2 separate regions of the Homo sapiens genome follow, and region 1 is linked to region 2. Evidence: chromatin loops called from intact Hi-C (ENCODE). Cell type or tissue: heart right ventricle. All regions are shown on one strand. Each heading gives the region's core, and the rest is flanking DNA. Links, peaks and the distances in the headings are about the cores only.

Evidence for each region. Hi-C counts contacts between places; a loop is a spot of excess contacts. Peaks named below come from ENCODE experiments on the same cell type or tissue, not always from the same donor. Only the 100,000 strongest peaks of a DNase experiment are listed, where the experiment ranks them.
Region 1: a loop joins it to region 2, with 4 times the contacts of the local background. A loop is called at or near these places in 2 of 110 quality-filtered maps.

What each region holds. Positions count from the first base shown.
Region 1 is chr18:32,970,243-32,978,588 of GRCh38, reverse strand. CCDC178 (coiled-coil domain containing 178) reads left to right here. Exons shown (of 23, transcript NM_001105528.4): 22 at 3,908-4,042. Among named protein-coding and RNA genes, the nearest start is that of KLHL14, 200 kb to the right of the region's middle. In heart right ventricle, for the core only: no CTCF peak of the experiment used is centred there; no DNase peak of the experiment used is centred there.
Region 2 is chr18:32,916,338-32,924,683 of GRCh38, reverse strand. LOC105372058 (a long non-coding RNA gene) reads right to left here. Exons shown (of 10, transcript XR_935361.2): 10 at 7,967-8,195. It overlaps LOC107985186 (a long non-coding RNA gene), which reads right to left and starts at 5,281. Exons shown (of 3, transcript XR_001753401.1): 1 at 5,106-5,281; 2 at 3,060-3,095. In heart right ventricle, for the core only: a CTCF peak has its summit at 4,666; no DNase peak of the experiment used is centred there.

The sequences.
Region 1 (8,346 bases), core at 251-8,250, 54 kb before region 2:
GGAAGTTTTTGATTTATACCTTTTATCAGGTAAACTTTTATCAGTTCAAGTTGGGTCCATTTTAATAAACATTTATCAAGTGATCACTGCTGACATCTTAAAATGGGTTTTTTTCATAATCACTTTCCTAAAATAATTGTTGTCATACCTATTTGATATAATCAATCATTCTTTGCAGCATCTTAGTTGTTTTTCCTTAAATATTCTTTTGAATAGTCTTTTTGTCTTTCGTGTGCAAATGTGTTTGTGTGCATATGTTATTTTATTGGATACTGGTTCTTCTCTCTTTAAGATTGTCTTTAATTCTTCCTTTTCCTGGTTCTTGTTTTTCCATAGGCCTATTAGCTATTGATTTCCCCGCAAAAAAAAAAAAAAAAAAAAAAAATCTTTTTTGAGATATTACTCTTTCTTAGTTGATCCTTAAAAACTTCTCTGTTTAAGAGGCTTCAGTTAACATGTGAATATGGATAAATTCAAGGCCTTTATGGCTACCTCAAGCTAGAATACAGACAACTGAATAAAAACAGACACTGCATACAGCTGCTTCTCCTCATTTGACTTGTGGCTGTAGAAAACATTACTATTCAGTTTGCTTTGTTTACACATGCTGAAGCGCTCCCACTTGCAAAATTTACCTTGTTGTTAAGGAATTCCTCTACAGCTCATCTTTCCATTACTTGCTTTTTATCATATTTGTGGCTACTTTAATAGTATTAATTTATTATTTTCTTTGGCAAACAAATCTTTGTTCATAGGTGTAGTTCCGAGTATCCTAGGATCTCTTGGGGGAAATAATAAGGTATTCTGAGAGCTAAGCTGGCTCCAAATAACTACAGCCTTGGAATAAGAAAAATACTAGAGAAAATTAAAGTGGTATTTTGCTGTAGGTGACTTTTCACTGAGATATCTGATTCCACTCAGTAAGGCTAAGAGTTCATCCTACAGCCGTTCTTTGAAAATCGTTTATTTCTGGCTTATTGCTGTGAACTTTTCTTGTCTTAATAGTCTATTGTCCAATTTTTGTACAAGGTAGGCTCCCATTTGTTGTTGTCTTAAAAATTCCAAATTACAACGAACTAGTAAAGTAAGGTCTGAGGTAGACAATAATTTGAAAACCTATGCTATGTGGTAAGGTTTTATCATGCACTTCTTACTAATGTCTAACAAGCATATCTAGATGTTCATTTTGCATCACAGCCTATTTTCCAGGAAACTCTGTGGCAAAGGTCTACGGAACCCTTGGGTGTTTCTAGCAGTCTTTATGACTATCCTTAATCTAGAAGTGACTGCTAAAATATCAGAGAGAGAAAGAGAAAAGCCATTGAACTTTAACTGATATGGCATCATGGTTAATAACTTAAACTTTAAGTTAGACGGAATTGAATAACCTAAAGCAAGTTAACCTCTTTAAAATATAGATTTCTCAGCTGTAAACGGGGGTTAATCAAAGAAGCTATCTCAACAGGCCCACTGTGAATACAATCAACCTATGAACTGTGTTGTTTAAATAAGTCACATTGACAAGAATTGAGAAAGTTGACAGATTATTTGTCTTTGTTAAGAAAATAGCAAAAATCTAATCTCTTCAGAGCCTCCACCCACAACAGACAATTTATAGTTAAGCATCATTTAGCAAATTGTATTTATCTATAAGATTATGGCCTCTTCATTCAGGATGTTTACCTCAGCAAACAATGTATTTAGGTAGTATATAAAGAACTATACTGCAATATGTGTTTCAAAATATATTTCCACATGTAATTTCAGAAATGAGATATCCTGTTAGTAAAACTGATTGATAATTTTATTTTTTAAGCAAGTAAAATTTCCTTCACACTCATTTCATTTTTGCCCTTTAAAAAAATCTGTAAACTGCAAGGTCATATTTTAATAATAAAGACCAGTATAAAAATCACACAAATTTCAAACATATATATGCTATGAAATTATTTTCAGGAATATTTGTCATGGTTCTTTTTTTCTGCTATTAATGTTTACTTGACACAAATGTCAGCTTCTTTAGCCTTGTCCACTGTTTCAAATTGAAGTAATATCTAATTTAAATATACATGTGCTCTGCATCTTATTGTTAAAGCAAATTTAATTAATATTATTTAAATCATTGATGCATACATTAGGTAATACAGGGCTAGTGCTACCTCCTATGGATCATTCCTGAACCCCCAATACCCAGACCCTTCTCCTGTCCCTGAACAATAATTACAGTCTTAATATGACTCTTTATGTAGTTGTGAACATACACAATGAACTAAACTTTTCAAATGTCTTAATGAGTATATCAAGATACAGCATACCTCCCCACATTGACTGTCAGGCTTGGCTAATACTAAAGAAAACACAATTTTTTTTAAGTTTGACAAAATTTCTCTTCAAATAATAATGCTAAGTTTTAATTTAATAGCCCAAATTATCTGAAATGCCCATAAACTGGTTCTGGACAATGTAATTCAGCATTTAGTAAGCTGAAATACCTATAGTTTTCAAAGTCTTTTCTTCTTCCTAATCAACTAACCAAAAATAGAGGCTTTATTTTCCTGGGAACCAAACACAAATACATATGTGTTATTTATAACAATGCATAATGAGGATAATGATGGTAAACAATTTACATGCAATACCAAGTATTTAGTTAAGTGAATTGTTTTATTGAAATATATATACAAAAGCATTCCCAAATTTTACATACACTCTTTATTGATGTTTTACAGAGGATCCTGCATATGTAACCCATCAGATAGCCACATTTTTCACATGTTTTTACTCTGGTATGAGGAAGTATTTAATATAAAAATTGTGTTTGATATTATATGTTTGGATGTGAATTTTGTTTTTTCATTCTGCAAAATATGCTAAAAATGAGCTGATATCAGCAATTATCCACATCCCCAAAACCAAGAGTTTTCAGTGACAGAATGTATTATATTGTATAAACATATGATATATACATTCATTATAAATATATAATATAAGCATTCATTATAAATGTTTGGGATTTTTAAGAAACTGTTTTTACTGTTAATTTTATGTTTATCCCTTTGAAAATGCCTTATTATAATAATTCTGTATGGCGTGCCTACGGTAACTGGTGAAGGGCAAATGTACATTGTTTTGATAAAACGTCCACTGTTTTCTTTTGGTTTTTATATTAAATTTCCAAATGATCTAGCACATGTCATAGGTGAATTCTTTCTTTTTCTGTACAGATCCTGTATTAAACATGTCACTTCTTAACACCGCATCCACTATGCTTTAGTGCAGTGAGATGTTTCCATGTCACATGGTCAGAGGGAGGTAGATTAATAGGGAGTTCTAGCTGGAAATTTCTTCCTTGTTATTGTTCTCCCTCAGCAGTTGATGGCTAAGTTAATTCTCTTTAGTTTTGTCATGCTCTAAAGCACACATTGCCAAGCAATGGTAAGCTTTATGAGGAAAAAAAGCAGTGATGGTGTCCATCAAAGTCTTAAAGTTGCATTTTTAAACTTTGGCTTGACCTGATGTGCCATTCAAAACGGCTTCAAAAGATGATTTTTTTCAAGAAAGGTTCAATATGTCCCAAGGCTATCGGTTTTGAGTTAAACTGGGTGAAGTAGAAATATTTTACTCATCAGCTTTGCAGTCACAGAGTTTGCCTCAGCTAGAACAAAACTGCTGAGGCATTTAGAGAAAATTAACCCCCCATCCTGGCGGCCAGATGTGACTGGTTTCTGATGAATGCACATGAGTGGGCTGAAAAATCAAGAGACTGTGAAATTCCTGTCAGGTCCGTGCAGTGCAGAATGGGCTATTGACTGCTTTCTATATTTCCCTCCATCATTCTTCTTGAACACTGCCATTAATTTCCTCTCCTCCTCTGACTTGTGTTTTCTCCCCTCCCTCTTCCCTTTAGCTCTGTCAGCTGCAGAGAAGGATGCACACACTGTGGCAGGAGCACTTCAAACTGGTGGTCCTCTTCAGCCAGATGAGGCTGGCCAACTTCCAGACAGACTCTCAGGAGAGTATTCAGAAAATATTAGCTGTGCAGGTAGGTGATTGCAGGGAAGTAGGAAAGATCATTCTGATCTAGATTGAAAAGCAAATGATGGGTAGTGTGATGAAGCATTAAAACCATATCCCATCAGAGTTTTATAAATTTTTAACCTCTTTAATAAACTGGAATTGCATGAAGAATGAATTCAGTAAGTTAGCACATATACCATGCATACTTTGGGAGAAAAGGGAGATTGGACTTATTTCTCACAAACCTCAGAACTGATTTCTATAAATACATTTAGTATAAATAATTTTTTTTCAAATCTTCAGGCTTTGCAGATGTCATCCAGCTGTTTAAAAGATGTTGACACAAGATACCTTGTGCTGATTTTGTGCAAAATCCACTTCAGTGAAAATAACCCTCTTATGTTTACTTAGTTTAACTGTTGTCTTTCCTTTTCTATTTTGCAAGAGGCTCATCCTAAGCAGATTTGGAAATGACTTTATTTGAAAGATAAGCAACTTGAGACTAGAAAGTAGCTGTGGTTCTAGATGCATGTGAGATTTTACTCCTTGTTTCAATAAAAACATTTAGCAGATACATTGTTTCATTTTAAGAATGATATATTTTAGAAACCCACATTAAATATGTGAAGACAATTCTTAAATATTACTTAAACTTTTAAAAAATTAATGTTTTACCATATCACATGTTACTACCTGCATAAAACATGACCTCCCAAAGAAAAACACATACTACCTTGTTCTATTAAGTAACAAAAACTAGAATGCCTGTTCTGTGAAAAACAAAAACATAAAATCACACTTTTCAGTAATATGAAATGAATGCTGAACCCTAAACCAAATCTTTTTCTAAACATTTTATTATACACGCACTTCATATTACTTTTAATTCAAGTAAAGGAAGATTTTGCAAAGCACTTGAATAGCTATGAAGCGATTTCAAATTTCATTTTTGCTGTTGTCTATTTTTTGATATTTTCTTCTGAGGATTGTGTGTGTGTGTGTGCTTTATATATGGGTTGTTTTGACAGTGGGTTATAAGAAAAAATTTAAAATAATAGAAGAAAAAGGAAGATTTTGAAAGGCAGTGCTTAAAACATGTAGATTTAGTAGAAATTTATGTACAAACTTGAGTACAAACTACAATTGCATTATTTTAGAAGTCAGGAGCATCTTGTTTTCCTTAAGTCTGTTAAAATGTAACACATTATATTGTGGCTGGAACCTGTGAATCTCTTTTAAATATTTAAAAGTAATCTGCATGTTCTAATTAGTATCTTAGAAAAATCTATATTTTTGTCCAAATGTTTTTAAAAATCTACAAATGATAAATTCTCACTGTGAATTATTATGTCTTTTCAAATATTAAAAATGTCATTAGAAATTATTTGAATATCAGTAAAGTGATTCTCTAATTCATACCTTTCAATAATCCTTGTTTTAATTTTTATGAGAATTTCACCAACATATTGTTTACCAAACTTGATTTTAAATTGCTTATTTGTATGGCTGTTACATAACAGTGGAAATGAAGGGATGGGATAGGTTAGGTAGGGAAACTCAACTACTCAGCACCTAGAGACACAGCAGCAAGGTTGGATTGTATTTGGGGAACGTGAGCAGCATAAATTAGTGCCTCATTTTCTTATCTATTGGAGATGGCTTCCATTTAGAATATTTCAATTTTGGCTTTTAATAAAAATGTGAAAATACAATTTTCAAAATCTTACTACAAAACAGTGGAAATATGCAATCCTCTGGGGAAAAAAATCAAGTCTACAACCTTCAGCATGGTACACAACAATCTTCATGACCCAGCTTGTGCTAATAATCCCAGCTTCATCTTCTCTCTGCTTCAGTTCTTTAGTATGTTTCAGCCACTCCAAAATTCTTGCTAATTAAGAAACTTGCTGTGAAACTCATTCTTCTTCTTTTGTGTTTATACTCTTCCCTGTTTCTGCAATACTCATTTTTATCATGCCTGTTTAAAAACACCTGATCAAGCTACCATTGACTTTCTTCACAGAATTGGAAAAAAACTGCTTTAAATTTCATATGGCACCAAAAAATAGCCCGTAGAGACAAGACAATCCTAAGCAAAAAGAACAAAACTGGAGGCATCATGCTACTTGACTTCAAACTATACTACAAGGCTACAATAACCAAAGCAGCATGGTACTGGTACCAAAACAGATAAATAGACCAGTGGAACAGAACAGAGACCTCAGAAATAAAACCACACATCTACAACCATCTGATCTTTGACAAACCTCAGAAAAACAAGCAATGGGGAAAGGATTCCCTATTTAATAAATGGTGCTGGGAAAACTGGCTAGCCATATGCAGAAAACTGAAACTGGACCCCTTCCTTACACCTTATACAAAAATTAGCTCAAGATGGATTGAAAATTTAAATGTAGAACCCAAAGCCGTAAAACCCCTTAGAGAAAACCTAGGCAATACCATCCATGACATAGGATGGGCAAATTCTTCATTACTAAAACACCAAAACCAATTTCAAAAAAAGCCAAAATTGGCAAATGGGATCTAATTAAACTAAAGAGCTTCTGCACAGCAAAAGAAACTAGCATCAGAGTGAAGAGGCAACCTATAAAATGGGAAAAAAAGTTTGTGATCTACCCATCAGACAAAGGTCTAATATCCAGAATCCACAAGGAACTTAAACAAATTAACAAGAAAAAAACAACCTGATGAAAATGTCGGCAAAGGATATGAACAGACACTTCTCAAATGATGACATTTATGCGGTTAACAAACGTATTAAAAAAGCTCATCATCACTGATCATTAGAGAAATGCAAATCCAAACCACAATGAGATACCATCTCAAGCCAGTCAGAATGACGATTATTAAAAAGTCAGGAAACCATAGATACTGGCGAGGTTGTGGAGAAATAGGAATGCTTTTACATTTTTGATGGGAATGTAAATTAGCTCAGCCATTGTGGATGACAGTGTGGCAATTCCTCAAGGATCTAGAACTGGAAATACCATTTGACCCAGCAATCCCATTACTGGGTATATACCCAAAGGATTATAAATCATTCTACTATAAAGACATATGCACATGTATGTTTCTTGCAGCACTATTTACAATAGCAAAGACTTGGAACCAGCCCAAATGGCCATCAGTGACAGACTGGATAAAGAAAATGTGGCACATATACACCATGGAATACTATGCAGCCATAAAAAAGAATGAGATCATGTCCTTTGCAGGGACATGGATGAAGCTGGAAGCCATCATTCTCAGCAAACTAATACAGAAACAGAAAACCAAACACCGTGTGTTATCACTCATAAGTGGGAGTTGAACAATGAGAACACATGGACACAGGGAGGGGAACAACACAAACCAGGGCCTGTAGTGGGGTGGGGGGTAAGGGGAGGGAGAACATTAGGACAAATACCTAATGCACGCAGGGCTTAAAACCTAGATGATGGGTTGACAGGTGGAGCAAACCACCATGGCACATATATACCTATGTAACAAACCTGAACATTTTGCACATGTATCCCAGAACTTAAAGTAAAATAAAAATAAATACATAAATAATAAAATATAAATAAATAAAACCACCTGACCCAATTCAATCACTTCCTCTACAAAATGATTCTGAGTCCTTCCCCAACCTTTCTGTGCAAGATGAATTAAATTCTACCTTACTTGTACCCTGTATATACCCACGAACCACAATTGTATTTTCAGCAGCTAACCACTCCTACATGTAGCTTGTCCTCCTTTCTGGAAGATTCTAAGCTCCTTCAGGCCTTTATACCATCAGTGAAATCCTTTCAATTCTCCCTGGGTTGTATTTTAGGGTGTATTGTAGCAAGGCTACTAGGGGGCTTGATAATACCCTATGTCTATCTTGTTTTCACTTATATCCAATTGTTTTAAAGGAAAACATGCTAGAGTGACTTAATGTATTTGTGGAGTGAATCTGCAGGTATCAATGTATACAACATGATCCAACATGACTAAAAATTGCATAACAGACCAGATGCTATTGGTTTTCATTTTCCTGTGGCTTAGTATCTCGATTCCTTTAAGTGCCGATGTCAGGGGGTCTAAATAATGTTTCCTATTCTCAAGGTAGTATTAAAATGATGCCATAAGATTTCGGTGAACTATTCAATGCAAAAATCATTTGATGAAGGTTTTGTAAAGTAAATTGTATATAACCAATATTGAGGAAAAGCAATTCAAAAATCAGTTAAACAGAAAAAAAGAAATTTTGTTTTATCCTTGGCCTTGGAACAATTCCTTACAGGGCCACACAAAGGCATGACTGGCAGATCTACAGTTGGC
Region 2 (8,346 bases), core at 74-8,073:
AGGACATAATGCTAAGTGAAATAAGCCAGACACAGGAAGATAAATACTGTGTGACCTCACTTATGTGTAGAATCTAAAAAAGTTGAATTCATAGAAACAGAGAGTGGAATGATGGTTGCCAGGGGCTGAGGGGTGGGAGAAATGGGGAGATGTTGGTCAAAGGGTACAAACTGTCAGTTATAAGATAAGCAAGTTCTGGGAATCTAACGTATAGCATAGGTGATGATTGATGTGTTAATTAATTTGATTGTAATAATCATCACACGATTCATACATATTTTAAATCATCACATTGTATACCTTGAATATAAACAATGTTTGCCAATAAATTTTTGAAGGCGAAAAAATAAAATTGAAGATAAAATATTTTTTAAAGTAAATAACTAAAAAACCAAAAACATAAGAGAACAAATGAATGAATGCTGTAATCATCCAGGATAAGGGGACAAATTGGACCTAATTATCAAATTAGAATAATTCAAGGAAGGTTTATTTACAAAGCACTGAATGCAAAGTCATGAGTAGGCTGTAGAGGAGCCATAAGGGATAGTGCAGAAATCCTGGGCCAATAGGAGTAGAGCTATTGCCACTCCTATACCTAAAGGATGAAGGAGGAAGAAGCATGAAGGTCCATTGATGTAATCTGTACAGGTCAGCTCCCAAGGCAGGGAGCGGGCAATAGAATGGTAGAGCGTAGATCTGGAGGAATAAGCAGAGAATATTCAGTGCAATCAGCTATGAGCCAGGTCCCAAAGCAATGAGCTCTGGAAAAGGAATAATTGCCAAAGGAGCAGGCTCAGCTTCAAGCCATAGAAGGAGAACCTAAATAATTTGGTATAATAGGTAGGAAAAAAGATGTTTCTCACATGGTGTTTTCTGGAGCACAAGCACATGAAAATGTTAATAGTATGACCCCCCCAAAAAGTATCTACTCTCAAGTTTACCAAAGACTGATTTTCCAGCGGGTCAACGGGACGGATTTGATAACCTTCCTTTGAAGGCAACAAGGAGGTGTCATTGACCAATGAAAAGAATTTATAAAAAGGACCTGCATTGGTGTACTATTGACTGGTCATTTTGAAACTATGAACAAAACAAGTTCTTAAAACCTAACTTCTTAAGTCAATGCCAAAATGAGAATTTTGAACTAAAAAAGAACAGAACATGAGCATCTACTGTACTAGTATCCAAAATCGAATAGTCCCCTCTGGGCAAATTTACTATTATGATCTCATAGCAGACAGGCCGTGGCCTCTAATCTCTCAGCTCATGCCTTTTTTCTTTTGCTCACGTTAGTCTGGTGATAAATGATATAGAATTTCTCAGAGAGAGAGAAAATTATGCCCAATATAAAAAGTGGTTGAAAAAAGCTGATTACAGAGTCATTAGCCCCTGTGGGCTCATTTTATTGCTATAAAGTCATCATTCAAGTAGACATATATTTAGCTTCTGCGGCCTTCATTTGTGGTAAGCAAAATAACCTCAGACAGAAAAAAAAAGGGAGCCTAAGTTCAAACTTCCTATTTTTAGTGATGTGACAGCCAATTTACTAAATTAGAAAAGCCCAGAGCAGAAGCAGAGAAATGTCATCAGCTTATGTTCCTTGTGTGTGCTGTGTGCTGCTGAGAGCACATCTGTGGACAGGCTTAATCCTAGGTCACATATTCTATGAGAGGCACTTAAAATCCAACACATGACCAGAAGGTACCAAGGACAGTGAGAAACTTACACATCTTGATATATGAGAAGTAGTTGAAGAGACGAGACATAGCCTGGTAAACAGAGGCCTATATGAAACACACAGTCTTTTTTATTCCATTTAAGGGCTGGATAAGGGAGGTAGATTTATTATCCAGCTAGATCCAGTAACATGTGGACAAACACTTTCAATTGGCAATGAAACATTTGTTCATCCATTTATTCATCCATTCAATAAATATTTATTGAGCAACTATAATTTGTCATTTATTGCGCTAGGTTCTCAAAGTTAAAGGAGAATTTATTAGCAAACACTGTGATTTTAAAAAATCACGAGCTCCTTATCACCGGTGGGTTTGTAGCAGATACTGGATGACTATCTGTGAGTGGTATTATAGAAGGGAGAACTTCCGTCTCCCTGCGAATCACACTCTCTGATTTTTTTTTTTTTTTTTTTTTTTTTTTGAGGCTGAGTCTCGCTCTGTCACCCAGGCTGGAGTGCAGTGGCGAGATCTCGGCTCACTGCAAGCTCTGCCTCCCGGGTTCACGCCATTCTTCTGCCTCAGCCTCCTAGTAGCTGGGACTACAAGGCGCCCGCCACCATGCTCAGCTAATTTTTTTTTCTTTTTCTTTTTTTTTTTTTTGTACTTTTGAGATGGGGTTTCACCACGTTAGCCAGGATGGTCTTGATCTCCTGTCCTCGTGATCTGCCTGCCTCTCTGATTTTAATGTGCACAAGAATCACCCGAAGCTTGTGCAATTGTACATCCTAATGCAATAGATCTGGGCTGAAGCCTCAGATTTTGCATTGCCAAGTTCTCAGGTGATTCAAATTCTGCTGCTCCATGGGCCACACTTTGATTAGCGAGACACAGATCACTGCCTCTCCAGTATTCTATGATTTTAGTGGGAATTCTGTGTCATCTCAGATGCCTTCTCTTGCCTTTCAGATAAAGAAACAAAATTAGAAGACATTTTCTTGTCATATATCCATCAGTAAAAGTGATAGAGCATGCAGCTGGCTTGGAGTCCAGCTCTGCATCCCACCTTCCTACTACAGTCAGATTAAACACATTCAGAATATAAACTGCAAACCATGGGAAAAGGATGTGCAGTAGTGCCCCTTATCCATAGTTTCACCTTCGTCTGTTACGGTAACCCGCAGTCAACTGCAGTCCAAAAATGTTGAATGAAAAAGTCCAGAAGCAAACAATTCGTATTTAAATCATATTTAAATTTAAAAATAATTCATTTTAAATTGTGCACCATTCTGAGCAGCGTGATGAAATCTCTTACACCATCCCACACAGGACATGAATCATCCCTTTGTCCAGCATATCCATGCTTTCTAGGCTACCCACCTATGAGTCACTTAGCAGCTGTCTTGGTTAACAGACCTACAGATCAAAGAAGAAAAGTGAGTACAGAACAATAAAATATTTTGAGAGCGAGGAGACCACAATCGTATAACTTTTATGATGGTAGATGGTAATCGTTATATTATTGATGTTAATCTCTTCCTGTGTCTAACTTATAAATTAAACTTTATCATAGGTATGTATGTATAGGAAAAAAAACATAGTATATATAGGGTTCTGTACTATCTGCACTTTCAGGCATCTGCTGGGTGTCTTTGCAAGTATCCCCCTTGGATAAGGGAAGACTACTCTACCAGTGTCCGGTCCACTCTCCAAGTCTGAGTTCATAGCTCCCCTCCTTGGGCTTCCCTCAGACCTAATCTCGTCTTCTATCAGCACTTTGCATACTGCTCACTATCCAGTACTGACTTTGTTTTGTTTGCCCCACAAATGTGACATTTGGTGCTTTTTTCCCAGGTTCAACCTTAGAGTATTACAGCAATGACCTTAGTACCTGCCCTATTAATTGTCCCACTGTAAGGACTCAGGTCTCTCAGTAAACATCTTTACCCTTCAGTTCAGAGTCAATCTCCCTGAAACTGTTTTCTGCCACAAGGGTCATCCTGTCTTGTGCGGGGATTAGGCAAATAGAGGGTGTTGCAATGAATTTGTCATCTCAGGGAACCCAGAATACTCTCAGGTTTCCAGAAATTATTAGAAAGGCAGAGTTCATCCAGGATAATTTCTAGATACTGTCTATCTTTCTTCTTTAAGTAAAAGCTAAAAGGAGAATGTTGATAGAACTGATATTAGAGATTCATCTGCTAATAATAGTTGCAATCTCCAGAAAAACTGGGATTCCATTTAGTTTACCTTCTGAGGTAACTAAATGTTTACAAGCATAGAGACGTATTCTATTTTACAGGCAAAAGTTCCAAATCTTCTCTATCAAAAATCCATTCTTAGGTGTTTCTGTACAGTTTTGATAAATTTGACTACTAATTAAGTAAATTGAAAAAAAGACAGCAAGAAGACATATAATCATTGGAAGAAACTGGAGAGGTTTGAGTAAGTATAAGCAAATTCTTGACCCATTTTAAACAATATCACTCAATTTTTGCAACACATATTCAAGTTTAGCAACAAAGAGAGGTGAGCTGTTCCATCTCATATTTATGTTCACCATCTATAAACTCCCATAGAGTTTCTATTGGAAATTGCCCCCACTAATAACTTGATGAATTCTATTAATTCTATTAATTTGCCACATATTAGACTTCCTTCCCAGAAAAATTATAAACTTCTTACAGACAGGAAATATGTTTTTTCTTTTGCATTCTCTTCAGTGCTGTGTACCTACTAGGGACTTAAAGAATGTTTGTTGTTTGATTATTGAAGTTAATATAAATATTTTACCGGCAAAAATAATATTATACCTGTTTTCTATTTGGTAAGGAGTGAATCTGTTGCAACTGGTGCTAAGGAGGCAGGGAAACTGTAAACATGGCAGAGATCTCTTGGACTACTGTTTTGAATTCTAGAAAGAAGGGCGGGGCAGATATTCTCGGGGGTAGATGTGTCAACCCCCTGCCATTAGAGGGAGTAAGAGCAGAAGGAAACTGAGCAGGCCTTTACTGTCTCTCATTTCACCACATTGCCCCTGGTGGCCCACTGCTTCAGAACTACCATGATATCTACCTGTACCTAAGAACAAAATGATGTGAGGACACCTTGTTGCTAAGATATTCAGCCAAAAAGACAGGTGTGTGTTGCATGGACCATGTTTGTGTGGTGATAATTTGAAATACTTCATAATGAACAGCCATATGACTTCCTTTTTCTCTTTCCAGATATAAAGTTGTGCCACTCTCTTTCCCATATTCCTCTTCTCTGGCTCCTCAGTCATCACTAAGAGGTCTCTGCCTCTGTCTGGGTCCTGGGCTCTGTGATGGCTAATTTTATGTTTTACCTTGGCTGGGCCCTGGTGCTCAGATATTTGGTCAAATGTCATCTGGTGTTTCTGTAAGAGTGTTTTTGGGTAAGACTTACATTTAAATCAGTGGCCTTTGAGTAAAGCAGATTTATCTCCATTTTGTACGTGGGCCTCATCCAATCAGATGAAAGTCTGAAAAGACCAAAGACTGGCCTTCCCAGAGCAAGAGGGAATTCTCCAGCAATTGGCCCTGAGACTTGAACTGCAACATCAGGTCTTTCCTGGATCTCCAGCCTGCAAGCCTACCATGGAGATTTAGGACGTGTTAGCCTCCATAATCACATGAGCCAATTCCTTAAAATAAATCTCTCTTTATATGTATATACACTTCCTGTTGGTTCTGTTTCTCTGGAGAACCCTGATGAATGCAGCTTCTTTCACTGTGATATTTGGAAGTTGATTCTTTCTCACATGGCCACAACAGTCACAAAACATTAAAAGAAAAACCATCCAATGGAGAAGACTCTGACATAAAATTTGCCTGTCCCCAGTTTCTGAAAAGACTTAAGCACAGTGCCAACGAAGGAAGCAGCTGAATAAACTGGAGTTTTCTGTTTCTCTGACAGTACACTTCTCAAGCAGGACTCGGTAGTACATGAGTTAAACTTCCGCTTCATCCATCTGCCAGGACATAAAGGCTGTTCTGTTAAAGTTGGTAAGAAACGAAAGAGTGAAAGGAAAGACAGTTCAGTTGATAAGAGTGTCATGGAAAATAGCTGACGCTCTGTAAGTAAAGAAGATGGAACTGAAAAAGTGTGCAACAGCAATCAAATGTATCAGATCTTAACTACTACCTGAAAACAGGCATGACAGAAGCTGCAGCACTGGCATAGGAAAGCTAGAAGTTCATCAATGACTCTCTCTTACAGCATCCTATTCAAGTTTTTTTAACTTGATTTTTGTCCAGCACTAAATAGAAAGATCTGGAAGAGTAGTGTTTGTTCATGTTTACAGGCTGTCAAAGCAATCATTTTTCCGGGTGATCATACTCTCAAAAACCTTTTTTTCTCCCTTCAGGTAAAGATTATGATTGACTATAAAATAGCAATAGAGAAAAGATCAAATTCCAACCACTCCTTTTTTTCAATAAGAAAACTTGAGATTTCCTCTACCAAAATTGAAGTCTCCCCATAGTTTTTTTTTTAGTAGATCTTAGACTTTTGTCAGCAAGCCTATTCACAGTTTCAGAAACCATGAAATCCTTAGTCTTCCTACTGCTAAACTTTGAATTCATTTGTAGTTCAACACATCTGTTATTTTCTCCAGGCAGAAAAAAAAGGAAACCCACTGAAAACTCTGATTTATACTCCCAAGTGTCCTTAAATTCATCCTAATACCTCTCCTTCCCCACACCCTTTTTTTAAGTTTGTCTCACAAACAGTGATAAGCCCAAGGTTACATATTATACACAGTTTTCAAATCAATATTACCTTATATCACATTGCTGAGCAGTTTAGGGCTTTGCGGCTAGCTACCATGACAATAGATGCACAGCCTGGAACCAGTTTTAGTTAATTAGAGTCAATCAATCCAAACTTTGCTAACTTACTCATGTGAAACAATAGTATAATGAACCAAAGTCGGCAAGATGATTGGGAAACACAAATTATTACACCCTGATAAATTAAATGTGACTATTACAAAACCTTCTTTCTAAATGAATACTCAGGGAGGAAATATATGGGTATTTAATATAATTAAGAATCCAGGGAAAGTAAACTTAAAGCAGCTATTAAAGCTCCTCCTTTTTCTTTTTTAAGAAAGAAAATCACTCAGAGGTTGTCGAATGGGAAGATCTTGTGGCAACTTTATGAGTATTCATTTGGGAAAATATCTTCCAGTAGAACCCATGTGATCTGTAGGTGAAACAGAGGGAAAACAGGACATGCACTCTTGTGGGCTCTGGAACCATAGTGAGATGGGCATGCTAAGCTGGGGAAAGAATAAAATGAGAAGAGGTGGATGGGCTTGAGCTCCTGTGTTTGTGTGCATGCAGTGTCCAGAGCATGGGTTTATGTGACTAAGATGTCAACACTTTTGATCATTGTACAAAATTGAATAAAAGCATTTCCCCTGAATTCTGGAAAATCTGACATGCTCTATCTATTATTGGTATTTGTGGCACACATGCCTAGAGTTCAAGGCCTACGCAGACTAAGTAAAATAATTAGCCATTTAAAACAAAACCCAAGATTTACTCTCCCATGAGCCAAATTTAGCTGTTGTTTTAGCCCAAGATAACCTATGAATCCTATCAGAACTATTACTTTAAGTTAAAAAACTACGTTGATTGAACACAGTTAAATGGGAGATAAGGAAGCTCTCGCAGTGCATATTGACGTGAAGGTATAAGGCGTCCTATTTAGGAAATGAGTGATGGGAAGGGAAAAGGGTTTGGATAAGAAGCAGAGTGGGGTGGAGAAAGGAAGTTTGAAAAAATGCAGAAGGTTGAGCTTTAAAACAAGATTCTTATGCACCAGCTTAGGCTAAGGTCAGTTTTCTTATTTGCTCTTGGCAGTGAAACATGTTGCATAAAATAGCTTTGCAAGAGGCAGTGTTGAAAGAGCTCTGATGACCTGGATGGGGGTCCTCTTCCAGCCAGTCCCACCTGGCCTCTGTTTTTTTAACTGGGTGCTGAGAGCTATGACCACTGAAGAAGCTACCAACTCAAAATATTTCAACCCCAGGTGCAATTTCTAAAACAGTTTTTGATCATTTACTATACTGACATGTTAACTAGTTATCAGATAACGTGATAACAAGTTATCTTGTTACTTTTATCATAATCAGGTAATCAAGATATACACCAGAGATATTTACAGTGCGGAACATAACATCATATGTTAGATTTCATTTCTTTATGTTGAACTACTATCCAATTTTCTTATAATCTAAATTATGGCTAACTTACAGCCTTTATATACTCTCAAGTTCATGTATTTTATTGTCATTTCCAGGCTTGTAATAAAAGCAATGTAAGGATTGGCCACACATCTATAGTAAGACTTCGTGTCTGTGTCTCCATGGATTGGGTGGGAAACTCCATTTGTTTTATTTTCTTTATTTTTAAAATATAATTACTGCAGTGATAAAGTGGCTCACTCTTCTTTATGCTGTAAATGAATAGTCAACATAGTTTGAAGCATCTAAAAGACACAGAACAGGAGTTATGTCACTTTCAATGTCCTATAATGTCTAATACAGTGTATCAGCTACAGAGGTCTTTAATCAATAGCTGTTAAACGATGGATGGATGCATAGGTGAATGGACAGATTACAGACAGGTGGGCAGATAAA